Linked DNA regions of Mus musculus: region 2 is linked to region 1. The links are chromatin loops, found by intact Hi-C in ENCODE. Cell type or tissue: heart. All regions are shown on one strand. Each heading gives the region's core, and the rest is flanking DNA. Links, peaks and the distances in the headings are about the cores only.

Region 1 (8,332 bases), core at 78-8,077:
AGATGACTCGAATGCTGGAGAGAACAAGAAGGTGAATGCTTAGAATCATGTCACTCAGTGATCATCTACTGAGAGTCTAATATGTCCCAAGCTCTGCTTTGAGAAGCTGAAGGTAGGAAATAAACAGACAACATTAAGTAGTATTAAATATGGTCAAGGACGGTATAGCAGAAAAAGAGGTCTCTCTCTCCTCTCCTTCTCTCCCTCTCCCCCCCCTCTCTCTCTCCCTCTCTCCCTCTCTCTCTCTCTCACGTGTATATGTGTATGTGTGTGTTTACTTGAACATGCACATGTATGAGTATGTGTGTGTGTGTGTGTGTGTGGGGACACAGGAACAGACACATGGCACAGACACATGGATTAAATTATGTGGCCAATTAATACTATGTCAGATATGGGCAGGGAGTGTCGGGCCAGGGTAAGAGTGAATGTCACATATTTAAGGAGTCTTCCATGAGAAATAGCAAGATGGGCTACTGTGGTTACAGAAGAAATACCGAGAAAATTGATAGAGGACTAGAAGAGAGAAAACAGGGACAAAGTCAGAGGACCTTGTACACTGTGGCAAAGGAGGAGTATGTGTTTGGGAGGAAAGGATGGGGGTGCTGGGACTGTGGATGGCTCTGTGTCAGCTGGGTGGAGACTCACAGTGGGCAGGGTTAGAAGAGGGAGTTGGGAGGCCACTATGCTGGTGTGGATGAGAGATGATGGTGGTGTGGATAGGAGAAAAGGCTATAAAAGGTCCTGACAAGTGGCAAAGGTTGGTTCTTGGTGCACTGTGAATGCTGAGCTCATATGTACGAGCAAGGGATGATAACTAATTGTTTGAATGGAGAGGAAGAGGAGGGATCAAAGGGAGCAAGGGGTCATGGGTGATACTGGTGTTTGTTCTCAGTCACTGGGCAGAAGAAACCAGCAGTGCTCTTACATGGAGAGGAAGGGAGGTGGAAGAGTGGATGGGAGACTTGAAGAAGCATTGGCTGGAGAGGCCTGTTAGATACATAAATGGATGTGTACAGTTATACAGATGAGTGTTCTGAGGCTGTTGGGGAGGGGCGGCAGATGCAAATACGAAATTGGTGGTATAGCAATGGCATCTTAAGCTGTGAAAGTAGATACTAACACCCAGGTTCCAAGGTTCACCAGAGAAGTGAGCCGAGGGACTGACGACTGAACTGTTACCACTGGGAGATGGGGGAGAGCGTTGCCAGGGGGTGGGACAGTAAAGGGAGGAAGTGCTTCAGAAGCCAAGCTAGGAATGTGTTTTAAGGAGAGTCACGAACCATCAAAGCATCTCTGGGGCAAGATGCCAGCTAGATGTGGCAGGAGATGACCTTCCTTTAAGGAGTCTCAGCACAGAGGGGGTTGCGGGGGTCGGGGGTGGGAGTAAGGAAGTAAAATATGACAGGGTGGTGCGGACTGCGCCTAGAGACGTAAACACATTTCTGGAGGTGACTGGACACAGATCAAGGACCCTCCTCAGACAATTCAGGAACGCCATATAGAATTAGTATACTGGTGTGCTTTTTTGGATTCTGGTAGTTTGGGATTCTGGTAGGTTGGAAGGACAGGCAAATCAGGAGTAATAAAACCTCAACCTTTTTTTTTTTTTTTTTACAGTTTTTTTTTCTGCTATCACTTTTGTATTTTTACCTCTTACGTTAACATCCCGTGACTACTATAGCCAGGGCCATTGGGTCTTACCTCCATGATGGCTATTTTATAAGGACAATAATACATCCTATCCTGCCCCGTACTTTCATTACAGGATACTCCTCTATCTCCGGTTGTAGTTCTTCTCTTTTAGTAACATTTTAATTTGATTTAATCACTGTATGTATTATTTGTATAGACTTTGATGTGATATGTGCCCCCCCCACATCTAACATTGTGTGTTGGGGGTCTAGAACTTTACACATATGAATGAATTCATTTCACTTTTAAAAACAATTCCAATATCTTTACGGTCCCTGGTTTTACCTTTCAGAACTGAGGCACAAAGAGGTTCAGTAACTTTCTCAAGGCCACAGAGTAAGTGACAGAGAAGGCAGTATTAGAGCCAGGTCATGTGGTATTGTTGTACTCAGTCCTACTACATTACATACTTTCCTGGCGTGGACCATCATTCGTGAACTATCTTTAAGAGACAGGCTGTCTTTGATTTCAACTGCAGTTTTTTTTTTTTCAAAAGACACGGCAGATGTGTTTCCTGTTGTTCTATCAGAGTGGGTCAGTAGGACCCAGGGAACTGAAAACTGGATCCAGATGCGAAAGGGGGCGTTTGGTTATTTTAGAACTGATCTGCTCCCTGATGGCCGCCCACGGGCTGATGCTCGGCCAGAGCAAGTATGAGCAGGGCTGGGTCCTTGGGATAGAAATCAGCACTCAAGAGTCTCTCGTGTGAGCGTGGCTCACGCCTTTCCCTGCTTTAACCACATGGATAGCACGTGAGATATCATGTATGAAAGAAGTATATAGAATAAACGGAAGTCACCATGTTCAGGAATGTCTACTGTGTACAAAGTACTGCTCTGAGTTTCGGGGCTGTGAGTTCTTGGAAGCTGAAATTATACAGTTTAGTTCCTGAAAAACTCAAGTATTAAAACTTCTTTGAGAGGTTTTGGTGCTCAACCACCAGCCAGTGTGCATATAATTGAAACATAAAGTAACCCAGTGCCAGCAAAGTCCAGCTGGTTTGACCTCTAATGTTTTTTTCCATCATAGGCTAGCTTTATTTCCAAAGATGGTTTTGTCTTTCTTCCCAACACCACTTCGATTGGCTCACCCGAAGGACGGGTATCTGGAGACATAATTTCCCAGGCACTAAGAGCCTTTCCTTTTAGTAGATTTTCGGTTCTGTCTTTGATCAGAAAGTTCCTGAAATAAAGTACTTGCCACCTTCCTGTCAAGCATGAAGAAGACACAGGAGAAATAATTTCTGCTATGATGTTTTTCAGGACCGGAATTAGAGTCCCTTCCTCAAAGCACTTTACAACATTTTTCCCCCTCAAGATAAACCTCTTTTTGTCTTTTTGTGTTCTCATTAAAAAGTTCTTCCTTGGCCAAACTCACTATGTTTTCAGAAAAGCTCAGGAATTTGGTCTTCAAATTTCTAGGTAATTTCTACAGAGTGAAAGACCTAATAGGAAATGGACGCCCTTGCCAGCTGCGAATCCCTCCCCTGTCAGCTGTGTACCACTGCTGCAAATAGGTCCACTTAAAAGGAAGGGAAGATGGGGGTGGGGGGAGCCCTCCAGAGAGGATGACAAGCGTCTGCTTCCTATGGAGGGAGGATTTCAAATGGCCACACAGCAGAGCTCCAGGCTGACTTCCTGTGAGGGCTTCCTTTAGGCTGATCCTGATCCCAAGCCAAGGTGAAGAGAGAGACATTTCCCTTCCACCAGACCCCAGAGCTCTGATAACTCAAGGGCAATCGATCGAAGTGTTCAAAAGCACTATAAAACTGAGGCCACAGTAAGTCCAAGGCAACGGGTCAGTTCACATAGGGGAAGCTTAGGGGTGGCAGCTATGTCAAGAAACAAGGCATGATGCTGACTGACATCACCACAAACCTTCAAACCCTCAAACACTAAAACTCCCCTGAAAGGATTAAGTTGTGACTACAGCATCGGGGTGATCACGGTTTAAAATACTAGATACTCAAATTTGTCTTTTCAGGACATAGTTGAAAACGATTTAATTGCATTTGAATTTTTTACTTTAAAAAACATAGCCATCTTTTACTTAATTTTCCACTTAGTATTTAAAAGCGTGGGACACTTTTCTCCTTATCTACCATCCCAGAAGAGTGAAAGTACAAAATTTAAGCCCCAAGTAATCCAGGAAAAAAAAAAAAGAAGGTTTTATTAGCTGGTTCTATTAGCCGTTTGATCATGACTAGCATGGAGTAGAAAAAGTTTAGAGAGTAGAACACTTTCCATGTGTCTAGCGGTGATTTTTTTAAAATGGAATATTTTGCAATACACTACACTTCAAAAAAAAATAATTACCGTGAAAAGTTGAAGAAAGTTTAGGCAAAAATGTTGAGAAACATTTCTGGAGGATATTTCCCCAGGATTGCACATTTGTTTCAATAGGAGAAGCATGTGAATGGATGTACAGGGTCTCCGCAGGATCCTAGCACCATTCTTGATGGAGTTACCTGGTACCTGCCAGATCCACATCAGTCTGTGACTTTCTGGCGAAAGCCAGGTCCCTCTGAACGCTAGGTAGCTGTGCCCAGAACCCCACCGCTCATCTAGACGGAGTTGGTCCCCACGCTTTCCTACCTGCGTAGTGGTCAAACACAGTGGGCACGTATTCCTCTGGGAAGGCGTCGTTGGCGTAGCTCATCAGCAAGCAGGTCTTCCCCACCGCGCCGTCCCCGACCACCACGCACTTCAGGATCCTGTTCTCCTCATGTCCATTGCAGCCGCAGCTGCTGTCGGTCCTCTCTCTGCAGCTCATGTTGGCGGCTCCCGCAGCAGCTGCTGGGGCTTCTGCAGTGCATGGAGCGGTGGCACCGGCCCCAGGCTGGAGCTCAGGCGGCCTGACTCTGGCTGGCCGGGCTCTCCCAGGCACAGCCCAGACACACTCGAGCCCCGCAGCTCACCATGCTGGAGAAGGAAGGCACTCTTGGGAGGAGGGATGAAAAGGGTCTGTCCCTTTCTCCCAATCCCAACGGAGAAGTGGAGTTGGGGGTAGAGCTGGAGTTAAGAAACTCTCATGTCCATAGACTTCCCGGGACTTCCTGGCAGTCTAGAAATATCAGCAGCCCGTGAGAATCTCACTCTACCCTCCCCATCCCCAGCCTGGCTAATGACACGGTGGGATTTGGATAACTCCTGCCCGGTTTTCCACCACACAACTAATATGGAGGAGAGAAGGGCTTTTAAACGGAGTTTCCCCCCCCTCGCTTCCTCCAGCTTGCCGAGTGTCAGGAAATCGTGGGTTTCCTGCTGCATTCCATATTAGGATCAGTGGGCCGGGGAAGGCGGCAACAATGGGGCTCTGTGCGTGTGTTTGGACTTCTGGGGAACCAGGCCAGGACACGGAGAGGGGAAAACACTAGGGGTCCTGCAGCCAGCTTAAGCTGTCAAACTTCCTGCTTTATCCCCTGCTAGCTAGCCAGGCTGCTGGCTTGTGGCTGGGAAGAAGCCAAAGAAGAAAGGATGGAACCCGGGGAGCAGTGTCTGCCGCGGAAACTAGGGAGAGGACTGAGTTTGAGAGCTTGAGGGAGCTGAGAGGACCTCATAGGGATTGCAGGCTAACATATGACGTCATCCTCCCTCCCTGACTCACCAGTTCAAATCGACAGTTTTTTTTTCCCTTAAACGAGAATCTCAAGCAATTCTTTTCCGCAACAAGGAAGGAAATCTTCCAGAGTCACACGATTTTGAAGAGGGGGGAACGTTGTGCAGGTTGTAGGTATATTATGAGTGACCAAGTTTACAAGTCTGTGTTTGAGCACAATGCTCAAATATACATTTCAGACTCCCCAAAACAACCCCAATGATTTTTTTTTAAACAGAGGAAATCAATCAGATATTGGGCTCAATCAGATATGCTGAGCTCAGGACTCACACTTTTGGAAGTGAGAGAGAGAGGCACATAGTGTGGCCTTTTGGCTTGGTTAGAGTCTCTAATGCTGTGTATGCATAGAGGCTTCTCCTTTTCTTCGAATCATCTCCCCCTGGGTAGGCCCAGCTCTCCTCAATGACACAGGCGCATAGCAGCCAGTTTGGTGCCTGAGAACGAAGCCCCATTTGATAATGGACAACGTGAACCTACAAATGATTTTGACGAATGGGTTAAAGTAAAAAAAACCCTTTGCTTTCCTATGAGATTTTGAAGATTGCAGATTATCTAAGGGCTTTGAGCGGTTTCACTGTGGCCGGGACGGGGAAAAGTCAGCTTTAGTGACTGTCAGTAACTTAGGTACCTACAACTCATGTGCATGCTGTCAAGGTACAGAGTCCACACCTCTTCTGTTTTGAATAGAGTAAAACTTGCCATGATGCTTGGTGCCCCAACATTTCTTTCCTATGAAAGAAAAACATTTCAATTAGGTATAGAGTGTATCAGGGATGTTATGTTACCATAACAATAATCCCCAAAGTTCAGAATTCGAAATAACTTTCTCTTTCTTCCTTCCTTCCTTCCTTCCTTCCTTCCTTCCTTCCTTCCTTCCTTCCTTCCTTTCGTTCTTTCTTTCTTTCTTTCTCTCTCTCTCTCTCTCTCTCTTTCTTTCTTCTTCTTCCTCCTCCTTTTCCTCTTCCCTCTTCTTTTCCTCCTTCCTTCCTTTCCTCCTCCTTTTTCTCCTCCCCTTCTCCTCCCCTCCTTCTCCTCTGCACCCTCCGTTTCCTTCTCCTCCACCTCCTTTTCCTCTTCCTCTTCCCTTTTCTCCTCCCTCCTTTTTCTCCTCCCCCTCCCCCTCCCCCCCTCCTGTGTATCTTGTATACAGCATTGTTCTTTTTATTCAGGGTTGGGGCTGATTGAACTGTCATGCACACCATGGCAGGTGAGGAAATGGACATGGAGAAACTCTGGCTCTGTTTTCTTTAGGAAGTGACCCTCTGCTAACATTCCCTGGCCAGAACAAGTTGCACGCTTATAGGGGCTCAACTGAAGGGTCAGAAGCATCATCCTACCCTGAGCTGGGAGGGAAGTACCACACACTGATGAACAGCTTGAATGACAGACAGAGATCACTTATTTGACTCTACTTGGAGTGTAAATGGATCATATGAAGCCCCGTTGTGAAGCACGTGAAGGCCCCCACAGTTGCCTGTAGTTGGTGTAATTTTATTTCCAGTTAGTCTTTCTGGGGACCGCAGGGTATGCAGGGAATTGTAATTTAGAAACTTCTGTTATACTTTTGATAGAAGGCTTTGAGGATGAAGGAGGTAGTCACACAAACCTGTGCAGGTTAAAAGGTGATTGATTGGCAGTGCAAACATCCCTTCTCCCCCAAACTTAAAAGACCCCCAAACCTGCTGCTTGGAAGTGAACAGGATCTTCCGAGCACAATGTGATGATACAGTGGTTGGCAGAGCTGTGAGCAGGGTCTTCCTTGGCCTTTAGGCTGAGAGTGGCAGAACCTACACCTGCACACTATAGATATCGGCTATAGAGGCTTTTGGTGAGGTTGCTATTTCCATGTGTAACTAAATCTTGCACCATGGGGCACAGACAGTTAAGTCCATTCTTATGGTCATGCGGACTTTGTACTGCGACCTTTAAGACACTTCAAGAAGCTAGTTCTGTGTCTCTTCATCTGTGGAGTGGTACTTATGCCAGGCTGGAAGACATATGGAAGGCAAATGGCTTATAGCTCTGGAGAATGTTGGCTGTATTTCTCACTATAAAGTTGTTTTATCACCATTTAACAAAAATGTAACAATTATAGAAGGAAGTTTTGAGTATTCTATTAAAAAATAACAAGAAGATAAAATTTTAGTATTTTAGACTTACTGTTAAGTGGATTACACTGTCTATGAAAATACATCATTTTTAATATTAAAACCTTTAGACAACAAGACTGCCATGAAAACTGGGCCAGGTGGGGTACTCCTTTAAGTCCAGCACTCAAGGGGTGAATCTCTGAGTTCAAGGAAAGTTGGTCTATAGCCTGACTATATGTAAGCCAGTCAGGGTTATATAGTCAGACCCTGTCTCAAACATAATGAAAGTCTAAAGCAACAGCAATGATGACTGAGACAACAACAACAACCCTTACATGAACCTGAATCTTAAAATTTTACTATTGTTCTTACAGGTTCAGGAAACGATAGAGGTGTGTATGGTTGGCCAGGTAGAATGACCAAGAGTGTCCTTCCATTCTAAACATTTGCCTATATGAGTTTGGAAGTGGTATGAAGACTGCTGTCTAACATGCTCGTAGGCAGATGTCTGTACTTTTGGGTCTAGAGCCATGCAGATGATTGACTGGTGGTTACAAAACCATTAATTATTTGGTTTACCTCACCGCTAAGTTTATCCAAACTTAACAGCACATGGTGAAATCTTGTTGGGTGATATTTTTTGCTTTTTCCAACAGACCTTAATCCCCTGGCTCATTCCTGTTCACTGTGCTTTGGTTTTACAGGAATTTCTGTAAATGTCAGCTCAAACAGACACACACACAGTCACACAGTCACACTCACACTCACACACACACACACACACAGTCACACACTCACACATACATATACTCACTCTGTATCACACATGCACTCTTTCTAACTCTGTTACATATACTATACACATGCACACACTCTCTTTCAAAATACACACTCTCAGACATGCATTCACTTACATATACACACTTTTT
Region 2 (8,332 bases), core at 147-8,146, 81 kb before region 1:
TCTGCTGTGTGTTACATTTCCATATGCTGTTCGTAACACTCCCCAGACTAAGTGGCTATTTATTATAGGAAGAGAAGGATTAGACAAAGAGAACCTTGCCAGATTTCAAATCCAATTCTCTACCTGGAAAAAAAAAAGTCACAAAACACCTCATGTGGGGTCATTTAGATGAGTTACACTGATAATAAACAGGGAGGTTTACAGATGTACGTCTAATGGATCCCCTTAATTCATGCTAAATGTGGCAAGTCCATGGTCTAGACACTGCTGGAGCAAAATGATAAATGCTTAGCTGTTGAAACTCTTGAAGTTTCTTAATGAAAAACAGAAGGGGCCGGCGGACAGAAACACTCTCCAAAATGGTTCCTTCTAGCTCTTGTAGAACAAGGACGAAGCTCGGAAACACCTTGCAGTTTAAGGCAAGGTGTTTCCTCGGTTAGCTCACCCATCCCTGAACACTCGATTCAAACGCGATCATACCGCTTTCGCCAGCTTCACGCCGTGCTCATAGGTGAGGGGCTTCTCCTTCATGTACAGCAGACGCGCCAAGGTTTTGGGGTCATCTCGGAGATCAATCTGGGACAAAGACATGTTTTGTTTTGTTTTGTTTTGTTTTTGTTTTGTTTTATCGAGACAGGGTTTCTCTGTATAGCCCTGGCTGTCCTGGAACTCACTCTGTAGATCAGGCTGGCCTGGAACTCAGAAATCTGCCTGCCTCTGACTCACCAGTACTGGGATTAAAGGCGTGCGCCACCACGACCGGTTTGGGACAAAGATATGTTAACTGTTTTTGGACCTTATCAGTTACTTTTAAGTGGAGACATAATATAGGACCTTTTCCCACTTTAACCTCTCTGGCGTTGCTGGATATTCTCCAAGAAAACAATATACACGCCGATGCCATGTTTGAGAGTTTGAAGTGATTTTTCTCCTCTCCCTCCCTTCCTTCATCCCTCCCTTCCTCTCTTCCTCTCCCCTCCCCTTCCTTCCTCACCTCTCTCATTGTTTGAGACAGGGTTGTCTCTGTGTAGCTCTGAATGTCCTGGAACTCACTCTGTAGACCAGGCTGGCCTCGAACTCACAGAGATCCACTTGCCTCTGCCTTCTAAGTGCTGGAATTAAAGTCATGTGCCCAGCTTTTTTTTTTTTTTAACTTGGACACAGCAGGGTGGCAGTTACCCTGGGTGCTGAGAACATCCTCCAATGGCATGGGTACCTTTCGGTGATTACTCATTTGGCTGTGACTCATATTACCTATTATACAATATTTTTTGCGGCTTTGGCTCCATTGTTTTTTTTTTTCCTCCCCACCTCCCAATCAAATCTTGACCTTCAAAGGGTTGGAGATTTGCTACCTGTGAGACCTTTTCAACAGGTACCAAATGGACAGGGAGGCCTTGCAGGGGAGTCCCAGTGAGGAGAAGCCAAGGGTTTCCCAAGGGAAGCAGTAGAGCACCTCTCAAGGGGCGCAGCAGCTCAAAGACTGGACACTCCACTATTTGCTATAGTTGCTGTCACACACTGCCGTGTATGTGGGCCCACAGGGCTTGCTTCCTGAGGGAAGTCAGTGTGGTCACGCTAGGACTCCATGCAAAGTCATAGTTTTAAGTTGCCATTTGTTTTTCTATTTTTCTTAACCATTTTACTTAGTGACTAGTCTAAACAGACTCAAGTCACAGCGAGGGCTTTGAATGGCCAGTTCCATATTTTGGCAGCGTGATCTAGCTTTCTCGTAATGGATAGGTATTAATATTTGCAATGAAGGTTAAAAAAGAACCCACCTTCATTTAAACAAATAGTTATCAGGGCGGAAACGTGACTTGTACTCAGATGTGTAGATAAATGAGATCTATGTTGTATCTAAGTGAACACACATAACTCCCATGTGCCCATGTTGTTTTCAAAAAGCATCTTTCTTTCATTTACGGTTTAAAAAAAATTTTTTTTTCTCTTGGTCAAATAGGACTCAAAATAAGAAATCAAAAGTAGTGTATGAAGCAGATAGAAAGCCCTGCAGCCATAGTATGGTCCTGAGATCAGAACACTAGTGCAGATTTTTAAAACAGCCAAGAACTAAAGCCATTTGAACAACGAATAGTTCAGACAGTCCTCAACCGACAAGAGGCTCATTGATGGAGATTCAAGCTGAGGAACTTTCTCAGCTTCCAAACGCTTTCAAGGCCTTGACACTTTATACGTGTTGCTTTTAAATATGAGTGTTTTAACATCCCTAATACCTGGGTGACTAAGGAGCTATGGAAATTCCGAGCAGAGAGTTCCTTTCTTCTCCAGCAGGGCCATCAGGGAGGCCTGTCATGATATGCCCTGTCTGAATCTAGGGTCATTTGGACCCACACACCTATTTTGCTGTATTGAAACAATTGTGTTTAGCTTTAAAAAAAAAAAAAAGATCAGAGAGTATGTACAATTGATGCTCTTGTTTCATTAATCAATTCAGGGCTGGGAAGAGTATCTGTTAAATAATTATTTTGTTATTTAGAAAACAAGCTGTGAGCATAATCTTAAAGGCCAGATCAAAACTTTCTCCTTCCTATTAAATATAATTGCGCACCTTCAGAACTTCTCCTCACCGATGCGATATGTCTGAGCATCTGTCCTGGTGTTTGATAGAATACAGGGTTCTCCTTTCTTTCACACCTTCGGTCACCCTCTCCCACCCTTCCATCACCCTCATTTCAACCTGGGTTCCGATGAGCACATAAGGCACATGAGGCATGCAGTCCTTCAGTTCCGGGACCCACTCCTCCTGAACGTTGTGGTAAGAGGCTGGGTTTACGACAGAGAAGCAGATGAGAAACACATCTGTGTTGGGGTAAGAGAGTGGCCGCAGCTGGTTGTAATCCTCCTGTGGGAAGAACAGAGGAGCGTTAGCGCAGGTTGCTTGCAGAGCCTCTGTGTGGTTCTTGGGACTCTTGCAGGGAAAGACCACAGTAGCAGCGGCTGTGCTCATCACACATTGCCCATTTCCAATCAACTTAAAAAGACTCAACCAGCTTGATTGGGGTAAAATTTATACATACAAATTTTACATCATAATGTCTACCCACTCCTTTATAATTATCTGTATATTAGTTTAAGGTCTAGCCATCATGTTTTGTTACACCACAGATAGGGGGAGTTAGCAAATCCATCTCCTCACAGAGTTATTGATTTTTAACGATGAAAACACATAAAATCGCCTCCCAACACATAACCATTACATAACCACACCTTCCTTCCAGCTGTATGTGAATGGTAGCTTCTAGAATTTATCATTCCTGCCTAATGGTAACTTTGTGCTTTGACCGATATCTCCCCACTTCCTGCCCCTCCAGCAACAACCTGTCTACTGTGCTTCTGTGTCTTCAGAAACTCCCCCACGTAGACAGTACAAGGAGGGATAAAGGTCTCCCGGGACACTGGTGTTGCATTGTCTGGAACATGTATTTAAATTAGTGGGTCATTGGCCCACGAATATCTTCAACAATTAAACATTGTTTTTAAATTGAACACAGAGAGTAAGCTAAAGTACAAAACAAGTATTGTTGCCAAATGAGATTACCTCTGTTGAAGAAATATGTTTGGGACTTGTTCCTTAATGTACCCCAGTGCCACAGTGTGGTCAAGTTAAATGCCAGGTGTTTAGTGGCCAAGGAGTTTTAGGACATTCAATAAATAATCGTTCTATATTTTAATAGAATTTAGTAACACATAACCAATAGAAATAATAGTAATGTGTGCTTAAACATTTCCTCTTATATATGTGTCCATACGCTACATACATCACACAGTTAGACATGTTAATACATACATTATACATATGGGTATGTGTTGTGGAACACTGACCTCTGAGCCATTCCAAGATCATGTGATTACAGGGAAACCTTGCAAGACCGAGCCTGTCGATGAGCCCTCGGCTTTTCTGTGGGCTTTGACTTCGGTGGCTTTCTTCAGGGCCGCATGGAGAACTTTTAGAAAATCGTTACACGTGCTAAGATCCACGAGTGACGGGATCTCAGACATCACTTGTTACTCTGCCATTTTGTCTTTCCACTCAGATCATCACAAATGGATCCGGGGCCAGTTTGATTGGTTTTTCTCATCCTCTATCTATACCCTGTCCACAGCAATTAATTTTATGAGAAAGGACAACTCACCGTAAAATGTGGGATTTAGGGATTTAGGAATGTGGGATGATGAAAGATGGCTTATTGAGTGTTTAGGTTGTTCTTCCAGAGGACCCAGGTTTGATGGCCAGAAACCTACATGACAGCTCACAAAGGTCTGTAACTCCAGGGCCCTCTTCTGCACACCAGGGGCATAGACATTTAAGTACTGCACAGACAAGCCTGTAGACAAACACCCATGCAAATAAAATAATAAAATAAAATTAAAACAATTTAAAACGTGCGGTTTACAGTGACCTCTAAGCGAGCAGCTTCTGCAGCTCCTCCTCCTCCAAGAAAATCAGAATCTCTGGGGCACTGGACGTAGAAGAATCCTGTACTGATTGGTCGGGTGGAGCCTGGAGCGGAGACAGCTGATTTGTGCTTAGCACCGTCATCTTCACCACCAGAGCTCGAGTCTGGGGATCGTTACCAAGGACCAGGTGTTATTACAAGAAGTGACTGTATTATCTCCTGGAGTTCGCGCAGGAGCACTAGACAGATGGCACCCTCAGCCTTCATTTCACAGAAGAGGAGGTCAAAGTAGAGATGTCCGTAATGGACCAATGCAACCTTGAGTTATTGAATATCGAGATATGTGTGCATCCTGACCTGACTTTTGTTTGGGACTGTAATCGCCATGTCTCGGGACTTTAGACGGCAGATTAAGATTTTTTTTTTTTTAATTGGCTATCTAGGAATCTATTACTGCGGGGATGCATTCTTTTTTACAAAGTGCATTGGCCCCGAGTTGCCACAAGATGGCAGCAGACACTGTATATTTAAAATCTCAATGCTTCTGCTCCCTCTATCCCCAACAACCAAACCAAAACAATCGATTAGCCTGGATTAGCCAGGCAAGGGAAGAGCTGATAACTGGTGGTCTGACTGATAGTGTTTATTTTCTCCTTGATTTGCTAGCCATTGAATAAATGCTGCTTAGAAGATAGAGTCGGGGAGGTGAGGTGTGTTCATTTGCTCAGGTCCCCTCTGCAGGGATTTCTGGTGGTTTCAGCTTCTGGGCTTCACTGTGCTCCGGAGTCTAGATTTCTTTGCTGTAGGACTTAGTTCTGCTGTGTCAGTCTGTTTAAAAGAACTGATTACTTACTGGACGTGTGGCTCTGTCAAGGATGCTGCGGGAACTGTATAAAGGTTAAGAACCGGGAATCAAGTCAGGGAATGAGAATGAAAAGACACATATCAGTTCCACGGATGGGAACCGAGGCTTCTGCCCCCTTTAGTTGCTCTGGTAAGGCAGAGTATTTTTATCTGACCGAACTGGAAAATTCCGATGTCAAGTCCAGGCGATCCTCTACATCCGAATTCTTACACTAACTTCCAAAGGATGGTCCTCAGACCAGCAGCACAGGTATCTCTTGAGAGCTCATTAGAGTCTCAGAAATCTAAGGCTTAAGTTCCTGGGGAATCCAAGCCCCACATGCCCCAGTCAGCCTAAAACAGTTTCAGGGTCTCAGGTTATCATACTCCCTTCTTCCTGCCGTCAACCTTGCAGCTCTCAGAATCAAACATCCAACAACAGGATGGTAGAGGAAAAGTTACTTTCCACGAAGGTTTATGCCTGGCAGGTGGGAGCTTGCCACCCTTGGTTGTTGGCTGAGGCTAGGAAGTATGGCAGAAGCAGAATTAATAAAAAAGAACTTGGTGACGTCAAGAGGTTGAATCCATACCTGCTGGTGGCTTGAATGAGTTTTGTGGCGAAGTACACTTGGAGTGTAGATTATGTTACGTGTGAAGATGGTGCGATCAGCCGCGAGGAAGGGCTAAGTGGTCCTTTTGGCACTGAGGACCCTTCTACTGCATCTCTGAGTAACCGGTGCCTGGGTGTTTTCTGAAGAGATGGTGTGTTAACTCATAAAAACCACTAGATAGTGCTTTGGAGGGCCAGGATGGACACAAGAGGACTTGGGCTAAGGTAGGGTAGGTAGGAATTAGGGGCCATGTAGGTTTTTGAGTATCTGTTTTCCCTTTGCACAGAGGTGGGACAGACTGGTCAATTCCCAGGGCCCGAAAGATGTTCTTGAGCAGGTTCATCACAAAGGGACAGTGCTGGAGCCATGAAGCCATTAGCTCCCCTTGAGTTCGGATCCCTGGGAACTCATCCTCAGCTACGAGTCTGGTGCGAAGCCTAGAATGCGCATGTCTGGTAAGCGCCCAGGACCTGCTGTCTGTGTTGTAAGGAAAGCAGCGCGGAGTTCTGCCCGGTGCTTCACGCTCCAAGAGGCTGGGAGTAGAATTCTGCTTCCTTTGGTTTGTGAGCTTCCTGCCATTTATCCCAGGTTGTCGGCACCAGCTCTGGTTTCCATATTCTAAGTCCAGCTAGTCTCGGAAAGCTGGACAGGGCGGGAGCTCAGGATGTTGCTCAAGAGCGTGAAGGGTGGAGACGAATTCTCTGGATTCAAATCCCTACCCCTCCCGTCACTACTACTTCGGTGTAGTTTGTGAGTTCTTGTTGTCTCAGTTTCTTTATCTGTAAAGTGTAAAATGTTCATTCGGTTGTGGGAATACAATGCTTTAATATGTGGATTGATGCTTTGAATACAGTCAGCGCTTAAATGATAGAGTGGAAGGGTCCATCCCTTATCCAAAGCCAGCAACAGCTGCAGGTCCTGGAACCCCGACCCCTATCCCCATTGGATACCAGGGATGACCCTGAAATTCACTTTTCTGATCTCTAAGTGGTAATGAGACCCGAATATTCGTGAATTGTGATTGCATCTTTTAGTCAACGTCCTTTCATCTTTTTTTTTTTCTTCTAATCTTGGGAAAGCTAAGGACCCATTGGTCCTTAGTTACTTCTTACCAACAGCTCGTTGTAAGGGCAGCATAGTCCAAACAGCGCACTCCTAGAAACCACGCTGAGATGCACGGGGTGAGAAAGTTTGAGTTGCTTATTGAGAGCAAAACATTTATTCTGAGGGTTTAGGCAAACTTTCCATAAAGTGTTGACGCCAGACCCTGTGCTCCAGATGGCCCTGTTGGCTCAGCCAATGGCAAAAGAGGAAGTCTTGTGTGCTTCCAAGTGGACCTGGGGTTACCATTAATGAGCCCCAGCTGTACTTCCCTCCTGCAGGCTCACATGCCTCTGAAGAAGAAACCCTGGTGGGGAGAGAGGAGCTTCACAGATCAGGTCTTGGTGAAGCTGTGTGGTCGCAGCCTTGAGCTGGGCCAGCGCTTCCTGGTCCCACAGTCGTTGGTGGCAGCTAAGCTGCCCTGGGCTGTGATTTGGCGATGAGAGATACCATCCTCACACAATGTGTAGGCCACCTTATGTGTTGAGGGGCGCATGTGCAGGGAACTCGGGCTCACTCTGATGAGAAACGGGCACCTGCTTAGGTGAATAGCAGGCCACATTCATCCGCTCTGGCAGTGGTGCTAGTTGCTACTTCTGCGAGTGCTTGCTGTCTTTGAGAGACACCTACTCGAGGTGTGGTCCAAGAGCAGGCTTTTCTCATTATCATTTGTTTGGGTGAGGGTCCGTGGAGAAGAGGGTAAGATGCCTCACCATCATGGCTGATCCGCTGCAGACTCAGAGGACACCTCGCCCTGAACATTGGCCTGGGAAACCCCTCTAACTCTCTACTCTTCCACAGGCCATGTGAGTTCAGGCTAGGCTCAATCCTCTCCATTCTGGCGTCATGCTTTCTCATGGCATGTGCCAAACAAGCCAGCGGGGCTTGGAGTACATCTTAGAACTCCGAGTCTCTTCCAGTAGCTGAGCCAGGGATCTGAGAGCAGGAAGCACTTTCAGAGAAACTGTCACTCATATTTGACAAGGAGCCCGAGTCAGACAGGTGAGCTGGCCTGACATGAATAGATTATAGATTAAGCTGGAGGAATGCCCTGTTGCTTGCTGGGTAAACTGAGGGGTAAATCCCTTACTAAACTAGCTTGATTTTTTTTTTTTTTTTTTTTAAGACAGGATTTTCTCTGTGTAGCCCTGGCTATCCTGGAACCTGCTCTGTAGTCCAGGCTGGCCTGGAACTCAGAGACCCACCTGCCTCTGCCTCCTGAGTGCTGGGATTACAGGTGTGCACCACCAACACTTTTTTTTTTTTTTTTTTTTTTCCATTTTTTATTAGGTATTTAGCTCATTTACATTTCCAATGCTATACCAAAAGTCCCCCTTACCCACCCACCCCCACTCC

What was found. A loop is a pair of places that touch in the nucleus more often than their neighbours do. Peaks named below come from ENCODE experiments on the same cell type or tissue, not always from the same donor. Only the 100,000 strongest peaks of a DNase experiment are listed, where the experiment ranks them.
Region 2: it touches region 1 in a loop (2.5-fold over the local background); 3 of 42 quality-filtered maps call a loop at or near these places.

What each region holds. Positions count from the first base shown.
Region 1 is chr12:75,304,959-75,313,290 of GRCm38, reverse strand. It overlaps Rhoj (ras homolog family member J), which reads right to left and starts at 4,978. Exons shown (of 5, transcript NM_023275.2): 1 at 4,290-4,978. The coding sequence starts at 4,467. In heart, for the core only: a CTCF peak has its summit at 5,072; DNase peaks (open chromatin) are centred at 2,330, 3,370, 4,450, 5,090 and 1 weaker place; H3K4me3 peaks cover 2,793 bases; H3K27ac peaks cover 2,378 bases; H3K27me3 peaks cover 3,807 bases.
Region 2 is chr12:75,386,213-75,394,544 of GRCm38, reverse strand. Rhoj (ras homolog family member J) reads right to left here. Exons shown (of 5, transcript NM_023275.2): 3 at 2,702-2,866; 4 at 481-576. Among named protein-coding and RNA genes, the nearest start is that of Gm34613, 26 kb to the left of the region's middle. In heart, for the core only: a CTCF peak has its summit at 4,917 (motif pointing right); DNase peaks (open chromatin) are centred at 6,514, 7,124 and 7,614; H3K27me3 peaks cover 762 bases.